Regions from separate parts of the Homo sapiens genome. Here all the other regions are linked to region 2. A link is a contact called in ENCODE Hi-C data. All regions are on one chromosome and are shown on one strand. Each heading gives the region's core, a stretch centred on a gene start or an enhancer-like site at or near the end of the contact. The rest is flanking DNA. Distances are from core to core; before and after follow the strand shown.

Region 1 (4,637 bases), core at 2,138-4,637, 1.1 Mb after region 2:
CCATGTTGGCAAGGCTGGTCTCAAACTTCTGACCTTGTGATCTGCCCACCTTGGCCTCCCAAAGTGCTGGGGTTACAGGTGTGAGCCACCACACTCAGCCTATTTTTTTTTTTTTTTTTTGAGACAGAGTCTTGCTCTGTCGCCCAGGCTGGAGTGCAGTGGCGCAATCTTGGCTCACTGCAACCTCCGCCTCCAGGGTTCATGCCATTCTCCTGCCTCAGCCTCCAGAGTAGCTGGGACTACAAGTGCCCGCCACCATGCCTAGCTAATTTTTTGTATTTTTAGTAGAGGTGGGGTTTAACTGTGTTGGCCAGGATGGTCTTGCTCTCCTGACCTGTGATCTGCCCGCCTCAGCCTCCTGAAGTGCTGGGATTATAGGCGTGAGCCACCGCACCCAGCCTTACGAGTTCTTTGTATATTTTGGATAACAACAGTTTATCAACTATGTCTTTTGCAAATATTTTCTTGCATCCTTGGCTTGTCTTCTCATTCTGTTAACAGGGTCTTTCACAGAACAGAACTTTTAAAATTTTAATGAATCCCAGCTTATCAATTATTTATTTCATGGGTTGTGCCTTTGGTGTTTTATGTAAAAAAGTCTTCACCATAACTAATACCCAATACCCAATGTCACACAGATTTTCTCTTGTTGTCTTCTAGGAGTTCTATGATTTTGCATTTTACATTTGGGCCTATAATCCATTTTGAGTTAATTTTTGTGAAACATGTAAGATCTTTGCCTAGATGTTTTTTCAAGTGTTTGGCCAGTTCTTCAGCGCAATTTGTTGAAAACAATATCTTTGCTTCATTGTATTGCTTTGTCGCTTTGTCAAAGGTCAGTTGACTGTATTTATTTGGCTCTATTTCTGGGCTCTATTCTGTTCCATTGACATATTTGTCTATTCTTTCACCAATACCATACTGTCTTGATTAGTGTAGCTTTAATAATTAGTCTTGAAGTTGGGTAATGTCAGTCTTCCAACTATGTTCTCCTCCTTCAATATTGTGTTGGCTATCCTGTCTCTTGCCTCTCCATATAAATTTTAGAATCAGTTTGGCAATATGCAGAAAATAACTTGCTGGGATATTGGTTGGGTGTACTTGGCCATTCTTGCTTTGGTGTAAAGGAATACCTCAGACTGAGTAATTTATGAAGAAAAGAGGTTTAATTGGCTCACAGTTCTGCAGGCTATAAAAGCATGGCACCAACATCTGCTTGGCTTCTGGTGAGGACTTCAGGAAGCTTACAATCATGGCATAAGGCGAAGTGGGAGCAGGCATGTAACATGACTAGAGTAACAGCAAGTGAGCCAGTGGGGGAGGGCCTAGATTTTTAAACAACCAGATCTTGAGCAAGAATTCAATTCTCACCAATGGGAAAGTGATAAAACATTCTTGAGACATCCGCCCCCACAATCCAATCACCTCCCAGGCCCCACCTCCAACACTGGGAATAGTATTTTAGCATGAGATTTAAAGGAGACAAACATCCAACTTATACCATTGGGATTGCATTGAAATTATAGATCAAGTTAGCAAGAACCAATATATTGACAATATCGGATCTTCCTATGAATGACTATGGAATATATCTCCATTTTATTTAGTTATTTGATTTCTTTCAGCAGAGTTTTATAGTTTTTCTCACATAAATCTTGTGCATATTTTGTTAGATTTACACTTATTTCATTTTTTGAGGTGCTAATGTAAATGATATTGTGTTTTTAATTTCAAATTCTAATAGTTCATTGCTGGTATATAGGAAAGTGATTGACTTTTTTGTATTAACCTTATATCCTGCAAAGCTGCTATAAGCACTTATTAGCTCCGGGGTTTTTTTTTTAATCTATTCTTTCGGATTTTCTTTTCTTTTTCTTTCTTTCTTTTTTTTTTAAATTGAGACAGAGTCTTACTCTGTCACCCAGGCTGGAGTGCAGTGGTGCAACCCCGGCTCACTGCAACCTCTGCCTCCTGGGTTCAAGTGATTCTTGTGCCTCAGCCTCCTGAGTAGCTGGGATTACAGGCATGCACCCCCATGCCTGGCTAATTCTCGTATTTTTAGAAAAGACGGGGTTTCTCCATGTTGGCCAGGCTGGTCTCGAACTCCTGGCCTCAAGTGATCTGCCTACCTTGGCCTCCCAAAGTGCTGGGATTACAGGTGTGAGCCACCACCCCGGCTCTTTTAGATTTTCTACGTAAACAATCATATCATCTGAGAGCAAAGACAGTTTAATATTCCTTCTTAATCAGTACATATTTTCTTTTCTGGTCTTATTACATTATTAGATCTTCCAGTATGACACTGAGAGGTGACAGTGTGCTGGCAGTCCTCACAGCCCTCGCTCGCTCTGGGCGCCTCCTCTGCCTGGGCTCCCACTTTGGCGGCACTTGAGGAGCGCTTCAGCCCGCCGCTGCACTGTGGGAGCCCCTTTCTGGGCTGGCCAAGGCCGGAGCCGGCTCCCTCAGCTTGTGAGGAGGTGTGGAAGGAGAGGCAGGGGGGGTACCGAGGCTGCGCGCTGTGCTTGCGGGCCAGCGTGAGTTCCGGGTGGGCGTGTGCTGGGCAGACCCCGCACTCCGAGCGGCCTGCGGGCCCCACTGGCCCTGGGCAGTGAGGGGCTTAGCACCTGGGCCAGCAGCTGCTGTGCTCAATTTCGCTCCCGGCCTTAGCTGCCTTCCGGCGGGGCAGGGTTTGGGACCTGTCGCCTGCCATGCCTGAGCCTGCCCGCCCTCCGTGGGCTCCTGTGCGGCCCGAGCCTCCCCGACGAGCGCCGCCCCCTGCTCCAGGGCACCCAGTCCCATTGACCACCCAAGGGCTGAGGAGTGCGGGCGCATGGCGGGGGACTGGCAGGCAGCTCCACCTGCAGCCCCAGTGCGGGATCCACTGGGTGAAGCCAGCTGGGCTCCTGAGTCTGGTGGGGACATGGAGAACCTTTATGTCTAGCTCAGGGTTTGTGAATGCACCAATCGACACTCTGTATCTAGCTACTCTGGTGGGGCCTTGGAGAACCTTTATGTCTAGTTCAGGGATTGTAAATATACCAGTCGGCACTCTGTATCTAGCTCAAGGTTTGTAAACACAGCAATCAGCACCCTGTGTCTAGCTCAGGGTTTGTGAATACACCAATCGACACTCTGTATCTAGCTACTACCAGGGGACTTGGAAAACCTTTGTGTGGACACTGTATCTAGCTAATCTGGTGGGGACGTGGAGCACCTCTGTGTCTAGCTCAGGGATTGTAAACGCACCAATCAGCGCCCTGTCAAAACAGACCACTGGGCTCTACCAATCAGCAGGATGTGGGTGGGGCCAGATAAGAGAATAAAAGCAGGCTGCCAGAGCCAGCAGTAGCAACCCGCTAGGGTCTTTTTCCACACCGTGGAAGCTTTGTTCTTTTGCTTTTTGCAATAAATCTTACTGCTGGTCACTCTTTGGGTCCACACTGCCTTTATGAGCTGTAACACTCACCGCGAAGGTCTGCAGCTTCACTCCTGAAGCCAGTGAGACCACGAGCCCACTGGGAGGAATGAACAACTCCAGAAACGCCGCCTTAAGAGCTGTAACACTCACCATGAAGGTCTGCAGCTTCACTCCTGAGCCAGCGAGACCACGAACCCACCAGAAGGAAGAAACTCCGAACACATCTGAACATCAGAAGGAACAAACTCCGGACACGCTGCCTTTAAGAACTGTAACACTCACTGTGAGGGTCCACGGCTTCATTCTTGAAGTCAGTGAGACCAAGAACCTACCAATTCTGGACACAGTGAGACCAAGAACCCACCAATTCCGGACACAACACTGAAAAAGAGAAGTGAAAGAGGACACCCTTACCTTGTTTCTGAGCTGAGAAAGCTTCTTGTTTCTCACCATTAATAGGTGTTAGCTATAGGGTTTTGTTAATGTTCTTTATCAAATAGAGGAAGTTCTCTTCTAGTCCTAGTTTGGTGAGAGTTTTTATCATAAATGGGTATCGGACTTAGTCAATTTTTTTTTGTATCTATTGATGTAATCTTGTGATTTTTCTTTCTCTGTTGATGTGATGGATTATAGTGATTGAGTTTTTGAATGTTGAACCAGGCTTGCATACCTTGGGTAATTCCATTTGGTCACGGTATATAATTCTTTTGTTTTGTTTTGTTTTTGAGACGAAGTCTCGCTCTGTCACCCAAGCTGGAGTGCAGTGGCGTGATCCCAGCTCACAGCAACCTCCACCTCCCAGGTTCCAGCGATTCTCCTGCCTCAGCCTCTGGAGTAGCTGGGACTACAGGTGCGTGCCACCATGCCCAGCTAATTTTTGTATTTTTAGTAGAGACAGGGTTTCACTATGTTGGCCAGGCTGGTCTTGAACTCCTGACCTCGTGATCCACCTGCCTCAGCCTCCCAAAGTGCTGGGATTACTGGCGTGAGCCACTGCACCCAGCCTGTTTTGTTTTGTTTTGTTTTTTGAGTTGAAGTTTCCCTCGTCATCCAGGCTGGAGTGCAATGACGCGATCTCAGGTCACTGCAACCTCCACCTCCCAGGTCCAAGCAATTCTCCTGCCTCAGCCTCCCAAGTAGCTGGGACTACAGATGTGCACCACCACGCCCAGCTAATGTTTGTATTTTTAGTAGAGATGGGGTTTTTACATGTTGACCA
Region 2 (4,668 bases), core at 1,944-4,443:
CAACTGATTAAAACATTTCAAATGTATTATACATTATGAAAAGTAATTGTTAAACATCAAAAGTAAAATTGTATCAGAAATGCATCTCTTAATGTGATAAACAGTACTCTACTGCCCATCCCCCGCAATGGATTTATATTTTCATGAGTGAATATTGTTTGGTTGAGAAAAGGTTCAGCATTAATTCTGGTCTTATTTTTGTTTCTTATAGGTCAAAGGGCTGGGAAACCCTGCTCAAATAAGCAGCTGGGAATGGAGGCAGTTTTTAAGAGCAATGCCACTTAATTCTTCGCACTCCTTTCTGTGCATCCAATCCCATGGTGCTCTATCACTCAGCCCTCCCTCCCTCCCTTTCTTTCCTTCTTTTTTTTTTTTTTTTTTGAGAAGGAGGCTGGCTCTGTTGCCCAGGCTGGAGGGCAGTGGCACGATATCAGCTCACTGCAACCTCCACCTCCCTGGTTCAAGCAATTCTATCTCAGCCTCCCAAGTAGCTGGGATTACAGGTGCCCACCACCACGCCCGGCTAATTTTTATATTTTTAGTAGAGATGGGGTTTCACCATGTTAGCCAATCTGGTCTGAAACTTCTGACCTCAGGTGATCCACCCACCTTGGCCTACCAAAGTGCTGGGATCACAGGCGTGAGCCCCCACGCCTGGCCTCACTCAACATTATTTTTAAGACCTCATCAGTTGATATCCCCATGAAGTCCTCTCCTCTTCAATTCAGTTTCCTTGAGGAATTGAGAATGCCAGATATGAACGATTTATTACCGTTTTGTCTTTTTGTTTGCTGTCCCTATTGTTTTTATACCCATGGGTTCAGGTTCAGATTGAATGAGAGGAAAGAGGTTCCCCCTTGCCTTCAGGGGCTCTCTCCCAGTTTTAGCAAAGAGGACACTTGGAAATAAAAGGTCTGTAAATGGATTTCCAGAACACTCTCTGCCGGCATCACTTGAAATATCTTCCTGTTTCCCCAAGGATCCATACCTCCAGTGTGAAGATCACTACCACACAGCATTTAGATCTCCGTTTTTGGGTCTCGAACCTGTTCCAGAGACCAATCTATGGCCGTTTTCCCTGGGGAAAATGCACATTTCCTCAACATGGCTCCCTTTAGGGTTTCAGGGGATTCCAGATCTTGATTAAGGGCCCTGCTGCAGCTGAGGGCTTTAGAGGAAGACAGACCTCAACTCAGGACAAGAGTTGGAGGCAGGGTTTGAGTTTAGGACAATTGACTACCAGTTTGCCTCTGGAGAGATTATTCTGGGGCCAGAATAATCTGCTGGTGAACCGTGCCTTACCCTAAAATAGATCCATTCCAATCTAGTCAGGACTTTAAAAGTGCCATAATACCTTGCCTGGATTTACAGCAGGTTTCAGGAAAGTACAGTATTCCCCTGTTTGTTTGTTTGTTTGTTTTAGATGGAGTCTTACTCTGTCACCCAGGCTGGAGTGATCGCCACCTCTCAGTTTCAAGCGATTCTCCTGCCCCAGCCTCCTGAGTACCTGGGATTACAGGCACCTGGCTACCACACCCAGCTAATTTTTGTATTTTTAGTAGAGACAGGGTTTCACCATGTTGGCCAGGCTGCTCTCGAACTCCTGACCTAAAGTGATCCGACTGCCTCGGTCTCCCAAATTGCTGAGATTACAGGTGTGAGCCACCGCAGCCGGTCCCTGACTCCTGTTTTAGTACAGCTCCTGGGCTACAAACGGTTTCTTACAATTTTAAATGGTTAGAAGAAACATATTTCGTAGCACCCAAAAATCCCTTGAAACTGAAATTTCAGTGGCCATAAAAATCATTTATTAGAACCCAGTTACACTGACTCACTTACATACAATCTATGGTTGCTATCACACTACCATGGCAGAGTTAGTAGTTGCTACAGAGACCACCATAAAGCCTAAGTTATTTACCGTCTGGTCTTTCACAGAAAAAGTTTGCCAAGCCCTGCTCTGGAATTCAGACAGCCTCTCAGCGCCAGCCTTCTCCAGGCAGCCCTCGCTTGCGGCAGCTAGGTTTTCCTTAGGCGGGAACTGACCTGGAGCTGGGCGCCCACTGAGGTTTGCAAGGCTGGGGAGCTTTTTAAATAAATAGGTGGGAAGGAATGAGGCAACCCTCTGGCCCAGATTCAGCCTCAGTGATCTCTGTCCCATCCCCTGAGCCTCTAGCTGGGGGAAAGCCCTGTCCCGTTCCTCCAGAGCTCAGGGCACCCCCCCTCCCTAGGTTCTTGGCTCCTTGGGTTGTTTCTTGGCTACTTTTCTCGGTGAAGGGGGCAGGTGGTCTTTAAGTTCAGAGCCTGTGGGCTGAGGCTGGGACCAGGGACAGTAGGAAAGGAGGGAGGCAGTAGGGAAGAGCAGGCTCCTTGCCTTCAGCCAGGGGAGGTGCCTGAGCCCGGGCAGTAGACAGGATGCAAGGGCAGCACGAAGCTGGACCAGTCGCAGCCAATCTGGCCAACAAGAGGAGTCCTGGGGCTCCACCTGACGCCATGGGCCCTGGGGTGCTGTTAAAAGCGCTGTTGGTCTGAGTGCTTTCCCTGGTGCCGTTGCACAGGGATTCACTGTTCCAAACAGCCCGTCCAACCTACTCTACAGATGGGACTCCCAAGACACTACGGGGATCCCCTGTGTGCCAAGTCCCGGGGGAAGCTGCTAGAGAAGGCTGGGACGTCCTTGCTCACCTCTGGCAGGGACAGATCAGAGTCCTCTGTGTGACACTCTGTGTCCCCAGTTGAGGAAGGCGGAAGGAGCTGCGGGCTCCTTTGGTATTCTAGGCTGGAGAGCCACCTGGCTAGGTGGGACCCTGGACACTCAGCCCATCTGCTCCTCTGGTCCTACAAGCCGCCCACCCTCCGAGAACCCCCGCCTATAATGCAGTTTACCCCTCCCCGTGCCAGCACGCAGAGTTCCTGGCCTCTCACCGGGGAAAGCTCTGCCCCGTTCCTCCGGAGCCCAGTGCGCCCCTGGCCAAGTTCTCCCAGCGTCCACTCTAGGGCCTGCTAGCACCCTCTCGGGCGGCGCGCCCTCTGCGTACCTAAGGAGTTCACGCACAGTTCGGCGGCACCGCAGACGGGGACTCCCAGGAGCCAGGCCCCGGCGCAGAGCAGCGGCAGCGTGGCCCACATCGCAGCGCTGGCGGCTTGGCTCTTGCGCTCAGGGTCCGCGGAGGTGGCGGCCCAGAGCGTCAACTGGGAGCGCGGGGGGGGAGCGGCACGAGCGTGGAGGAGCGGCGGGAGCGCGAAGGGGCGGAGCGAGCGCGGGGCGGAGCGAGCGCGGGGCGGGGTGGGCGGTACTCCCCCGAGGCCGGGCTCGCGGGAGGGGGCGGCGCCGACTAACTCGCCAGCTCTAGTTCACCTGTCGGCCGGCCGCGTCGCTCCCTTATCTCCTCTGGGAGGAAGGGCTTATCTGGGTATCAGGCCTGGCTGAGTCCTGGATCTGCCTGGACTGGCTGGCACCGCGCGGGGAGGTCTCAGCCTGGCCTCTCCCTCTCCCAGCCTGTCGCCATCCCCACGTCCCCCATCTCCCTGCGTGTCCCCACCTCGCACCCCCCCATCTCCCTGCCTATCCCCAACTCGCACCCCTCATGTCCCTTCCTGTCCCCACCTCACACCATGTCCCTGCCTGTCTTCACCTTGCACCCTCCATCTCCCTGCCTGTCCCCACCTCGCTCCCCCTATGTCCCTGCCTGTCTCCACCTCACACCCCCATCTCCCTGAATGTGCCCACCTCCCACCCCCTATGTCCCTGCCTGTCCCCACCTCCCACCCCCATGTCCCTGCCTGTCCCCACCTCGCACCCCCATGTCCCTGCTTATCCCCACCTCGCACCCCCCCATCTCCCTGCCTGTCCCCAACTCACACCCCCCATCTCCCTGCCTGTCCCCACCTCAGACTCCCCATGTCCCTGCCTGTCTCCACCTCACACCCTTATGTCCCTGCCTGTCCCCACCTCGCACGCCCCACGTCCCTGCCTGTCCCCACCTCGCACTCCCCATGTCCCTGCTTGTCCCCACCTCGCACCCCCCATCTCCCTGCCTGTCCCCACCTCACACCCCCCATGTCCCTGCCTGTCTCCACCTCACAGCCTTATGTCCCTTCCTGTCCCCACCTCGCACCCCCCATCTCCCTGCCTATCCCCACCATACCCCTATGTCCCTGCCTGTCCCCACCTCACACCCCCATGTCTCTGCCTGTCCCCACCTCACACCCCCATATCCCTGCCAGTCCCCACCTCACATCCCCCCATCTTCCTGCATTTCCCCACCTCACACCCCTATGTCCCTGCCTGTCCCCGCCTTGCACCTCCCATCTTCCTGCCTGTCCCCACCTCACACCCCCTCATGTCCCTGCGTGTCTCCACCTTGCACCCCCATCTCCCTGCCTGTCCCCACCTCATACCCCCCATGTCCCTGTGTGTCTCCACCTCAGACTTTCCCCCACACTCCCCACGTCTCCCTGCCCTGGTTAACCACATTTCCCTGGCTTCCCTTTTGCTTGGAGTGGACTTACAACTGAAGAAGCTAGACGACCTCCTTGTGAATTGTTTTGCCCCCTCAACAGACATTTTAGTCTTTCTGCTGAGGAAGCTACATTAAGAGCTGTAGGGCCATTCTCTGTAGTTTGCAAAGCTAAAGAAGATGGTATGTAAGGGTCTGGGTGTGAGAC
Region 3 (4,296 bases), core at 510-3,009, 1.1 Mb after region 2:
AATAATAATGCATACACAATCATTTATTGAGCATCTGTTACATACCAGGTGCTGTGAATATGTTGTTTATGTACACTGACCGGTAGGTTGCGTATGTATACTGTTTATTGTTTCTGCTCCCTCTCTTCCCCTGTGTAAGTCAATGAGAGAAGGGCCTTCATCTTTCTTAATGCTGTCTCCAGCACCTACAGCACAGGCTGGCAGAGAGTCGGCATATAGCATTTACTGGGTGAATAGAAATGCAGTATCTTTTAACCCTCATAACAATCCTTTGTGGTAGGTTTTCGTTCCCATTTCACACAATTTTCTTAAGAGCACAAAGCTAGTAAGTGACAGTGGTCTGTCTGCATTCCACGTCACAATGCAATACTATAATCTCTCAATCTCCCAGAACGAATCTGGAACAAAGGAAAGCAGTAAAGGTCATGTAAACCCAATTTCTGCAAATTCATAATAACTGCATATGAAAATCCAACTGGGTTAGGTGCTGGAGTTAATACAACGATAAACTGGACAAGAATCGGAAGAAAAATACATTTAAGACAAAATCCGTAAGACTTGACGCATAACCTTGCTAGTTCAAGAAGCTCTTTCACACATATTATGTTATTTAACCCCCACAAATAGCCTAACAAGTAGGTTTTATTACCATTCCAATCAGGCTTTTGTCCTCCACTTAAACTGTACTCCCCAAGGTGACTTCTGTGTTGCTAAATGCTCAACAGGTACTCACTTCAGGCACAACATTTAAGGGAGCACCAAAAAACTAAGTGATCAAGATGAATAACATTTTTATTTTTTAAAATTAAAATTAATGCAAAAAAAAAATCCATGAATAACAAAATACCAACATTTAAAATAAAGAGGATTCTCAGGACTGGGCTCGCCTACCTGGATGCCCTAACGGAACTCCTCATTCACAATAGGATTGAATGACCTCGAACTAAAGTGTCACGTACTTCCTGCTCGTGATGCTCGTGAGCCCGAACGAAGGCTGAAAAACTTCAGGGGGAGCCATTCTGCCTATCACCCCTAGTTCCAGCGCAGCAGCCCAGCGTGCACCACGCAGGTGGGAACTGACCCCGTGCTTTTGGAACAGGCTGGAACTGGGGGTGCTTGTGCCTGTGCATGTATGTATTGCACACGTGTGCATGCACGCTTCTCGTCTTGCTTCTATTTCCAAGTCCCAGTTCAGGACAGGGCAGAGAACTGCTTTCCAGTATGCGCCCTGAGCTCGGACTTTGCGCTTGCAGACTGAGGCGCCGGCCTGCATGGGAAGACAGAAGCTCAGAATTCCTTCCTGCACAAGTGGCAGGTGGAGTGCAACTCTTTTTGGTGCCTCAGTCCAAGACAGGGACACGCCATTCCCTGCGAGGTGGCAAAGGTACCTGAACCTACATAACCAAGCCCTTAAAGTCTCCGCGGCACCTCTTAATCGCCTTCCCGTAGCTATTGGAGGTAGAGAAACCGCGGCGGGAAGCGCCCCAGAGAGGGCAGTGGAGCAAGGGACACTGGAGGTGCAGAAGGCGGAGGAGCATCTCCTTTCGCTCCGCCCCGCCTCTTTTCCTGCCTCCGGCCAATTGCCGTGCGCTCCGAGCCTTGACCCCGCCTCTCCCCGCCTCCTCCGGCCTGCGGCCCCGCCCGCGCCGGTAATAATTAGCGGGCGGGCGGGGCCCGCGCGTCAGCCGCGGGAGCCGGCCAATCCAGTGGCTCTCCTCCGCGGTCGCGTCATAGGCCGAACAACCAAACAGAAAAGTTTAATAAACAGCGGACGGAGGGGCCGGCGGTGGCGGAGCCGGAGCAAGCAGGGGTTCGGCGGCATTACCTGTACCCATTCACCGGCGGCTACCGGCGGCGGCGCGCAGCGTGTCAGGCGGAGAGACCCGCCGCCAGGTGAGGAGCGCGGCCCGCGGGGCCCGGCTTGCCCGGCGCTGCCCCTCCCCCGCCTGCTCCCTTCCCCCACCCGGCTGCAGCTAGGCGAGGCCCGCCCCCGGCCCCTCCCGGCGCCCGAGAGCCGGAAGCGGAGGGCGGCCGGCCGGCGCAGCAGGTGGTGGGCCCGCGGGGGCCGCGGGCGAGAGGGCGAGGACTCCCGGCTCCGGGGGTGGGGGCCGGAGATCGGCGGGTTCACCTCAGACGGCGCGCGGGCGCCCGCGGCCGGGGGCCGCTTCCTGTCAGGGTGGTCGCGCTGGGGTCGGGAGCCTCAGTTCTTCAGGGCCGCGGAGGCCGCGACGCGCGCCGCCCCGAGCGGGTTGCGAGCGGTTGGCTGGCGGGGGTCGGAAGGGCCCCGGGCACACTGGGGCGCGTCAGTTCCCCGCCTCCTCCGAGTCTCAGGTCCTCTTCGGGATGTTTTTCCACCTGCGGCGTTTTTCAGAAACCAGCCGGAGGCAGCCCGGTGTCTCCAACTCCTGACTGGCACCGGGAAGGGAATTGGTCTCTTTTTTTCCTGCTTGGGTTTAGCTTGCTTAGGATTCTAAATTTTTTGTCTGCTTTTTTGAAATAGTTATATTTAAGTTTTAGCTACCTAAAAAAGTATGAAAGAATATTGTGTTTGAAATCTTTTTAACTTGGTTTTTAAGTCACGTGCTAACTATCCTACACAGTTGGGACGCTATGATTTACCTTCACATCTCGGAAGTTGTAACCAGTTGTGAGGAAGTTAGGACCTTGGGGTTACCTAAAGATAATTTATATTAAGTTGTTGGGCCATAAAAACTGGGCAGAATTGGCCACGCGCGGTGACTCAACGCCTGTAATCCCAGCACTTTGGGAGGCCGACGCGGACTAATCACGAGGTCAGGAGATCGAGACCATCCTGGCCAACATGGTGAAACCCTGTCTTTACTAAAAATACAAAAATTAGCTGGGTGTGGTGGCGGGCGCCGGTAGTCCCAGCTACTGGGAGGCTGAGGCAGGAGCATCGCTTGAACCCGGGAGGCGGAGGTTGCAGTGAACCAAGATCGCGCTACTGCACTCCAGCCTGGCGACAGAGGGAGACTCCGTCTCAAAAAAAAGCCGGGCAGAATTAATGATTTTGAAGCTCCGAGAAACAGGATTAAATTCCTCTTTCAAACCGAAATCGGAATTTGATTTTTTAAAAGTGTAAAATACCATAAACTTTTAAGGTTAGTTGTTCGGTAACCATGTCACCAATTTTAAGGCACTTTCTGAGTTGTGTATAGTTTCTCCAGAGCCCTAGGGGAAATGTTTTGCAAAATATGCACGTTTAGCTTTCCAAAACAAGTTGTCTTTTTTATTTTTACTTTTTTACGTTTTAAAATGTGTTTAAAGGGAGACATCACAAATGTGCAGGAGAAAATACAGGGGTCGGTGGATTTATTATCTTGTAGTGATAACTTTTTGGGTGTATGCATATGTCAGAACTTACACGTTTTACACTTCAAATATGTGCAGTTTATTGTCAACTATATGTCAGTAACGTTTTTAAGAAGTAACCAAAATATATTTAATACTACCAAAAAAAAACACGGTAAAGTATAAGCAGATAAAAACATCATAAATCCTTGATGACTCCCCCCAAACCCAAAACTGGAACATTACTAAAACTTGCATTTGTCTATGAGTTTCTTATCTGTGCAGTGGATTTTGTGTATGTCACTTCCTTGACTTTTTGAAAAATAGTTTTATCATATATGTTTGTATGCCGAAACTGTGTGGCATTTAATTTGTTTTTCTTTTGAGCTTTATAAAAATAGTATGTGGCTGTAGTTTATTTCATTGCTTTATGATATGTTAATCTGCCATAACTTATGGGCACTTCGACCGTGTTTTTATTGTTTTTTATTTTGTTTTGTTATAAGCAGTCTTGCTCTGTGAACATTTCTTGTTTCCGGCTCTTGGTACACAAGTACAAGAATTTCTCTAGAGTAAATACTTAATGTGGATTGCATTAGACGGTATTAGGTAATCAGGACTAGAATAGATTGAATTACTTAGAAATAAGATGAATGAAAAACATTAGGATTCTCTATTATGTTTAAATAGAAGATTCATAGCCGTAGTGATTGAACTAGTTCAACCTAGTTGAACATTTGCATGAAAACCCAAAATTCCTGTTAACCTATGTGTAATGACTCTCTTACTTTGAAGTCACATTGTAAAAAGTCTGGCACTGTTTGGTATCTCCTTTTCAATGCAAAAATAGTATAGTAGAAAAAACGCTGGATTGTATGTAAAATAAATTATCCTTTCTGCTGTTCCTCTCCTCCCCTCTAATCTCTAGCAAATTACTTAAAAATTTCTCTTGTGCCTTAGCATACTCATGTAAAAGAAACTTGT

What was found. Hi-C counts contacts between places; a loop is a spot of excess contacts on that map. Pooled maps may share reads with other maps.
Region 1: a map with no recorded cell type shows a loop between it and region 2 (7-fold over the local background). The contact joins the enhancer-like site here to the promoter of CTSH in region 2. A Hi-C loop is called at or near these places in 2 of 37 single-sample maps with no recorded cell type and 2 of 50 pooled maps.
Region 3: a loop to region 2 is called in a map with no recorded cell type, with 7 times the contacts of the local background. The contact joins the promoter of ZFAND6 here to the promoter of CTSH in region 2. A Hi-C loop is called at or near these places in 3 of 37 single-sample maps with no recorded cell type and 3 of 50 pooled maps.

Annotation. Positions count from the first base shown.
Region 1 is chr15:80,014,037-80,018,673 of GRCh38, forward strand. No RefSeq gene overlaps it. Among named protein-coding and RNA genes, the nearest start is that of ZFAND6, 43 kb to the right of the region's middle. RefSeq lists an enhancer at 3,532-3,691. Within about 2 kb of position 3,388, at least 3 of the 41 ENCODE cell types and tissues checked have a DNase peak (open chromatin) inside an H3K27ac peak, as active enhancers do.
Region 2 is chr15:78,941,853-78,946,520 of GRCh38, forward strand. It overlaps CTSH (cathepsin H), which reads right to left and starts at 3,194. Exons shown (of 12, transcript NM_004390.5): 1 at 3,039-3,194. The coding sequence starts at 3,129. RefSeq lists enhancers at 1,397-1,446, 1,877-1,926, 2,387-2,925, 2,926-3,464 and silencers at 2,315-2,609, 3,047-3,396.
Region 3 is chr15:80,057,917-80,062,212 of GRCh38, forward strand. ZFAND6 (zinc finger AN1-type containing 6) reads left to right here and starts at 1,760. Exons shown (of 7, transcript NM_019006.4): 1 at 1,760-1,893. RefSeq lists silencers at 1,438-1,766, 1,463-2,332.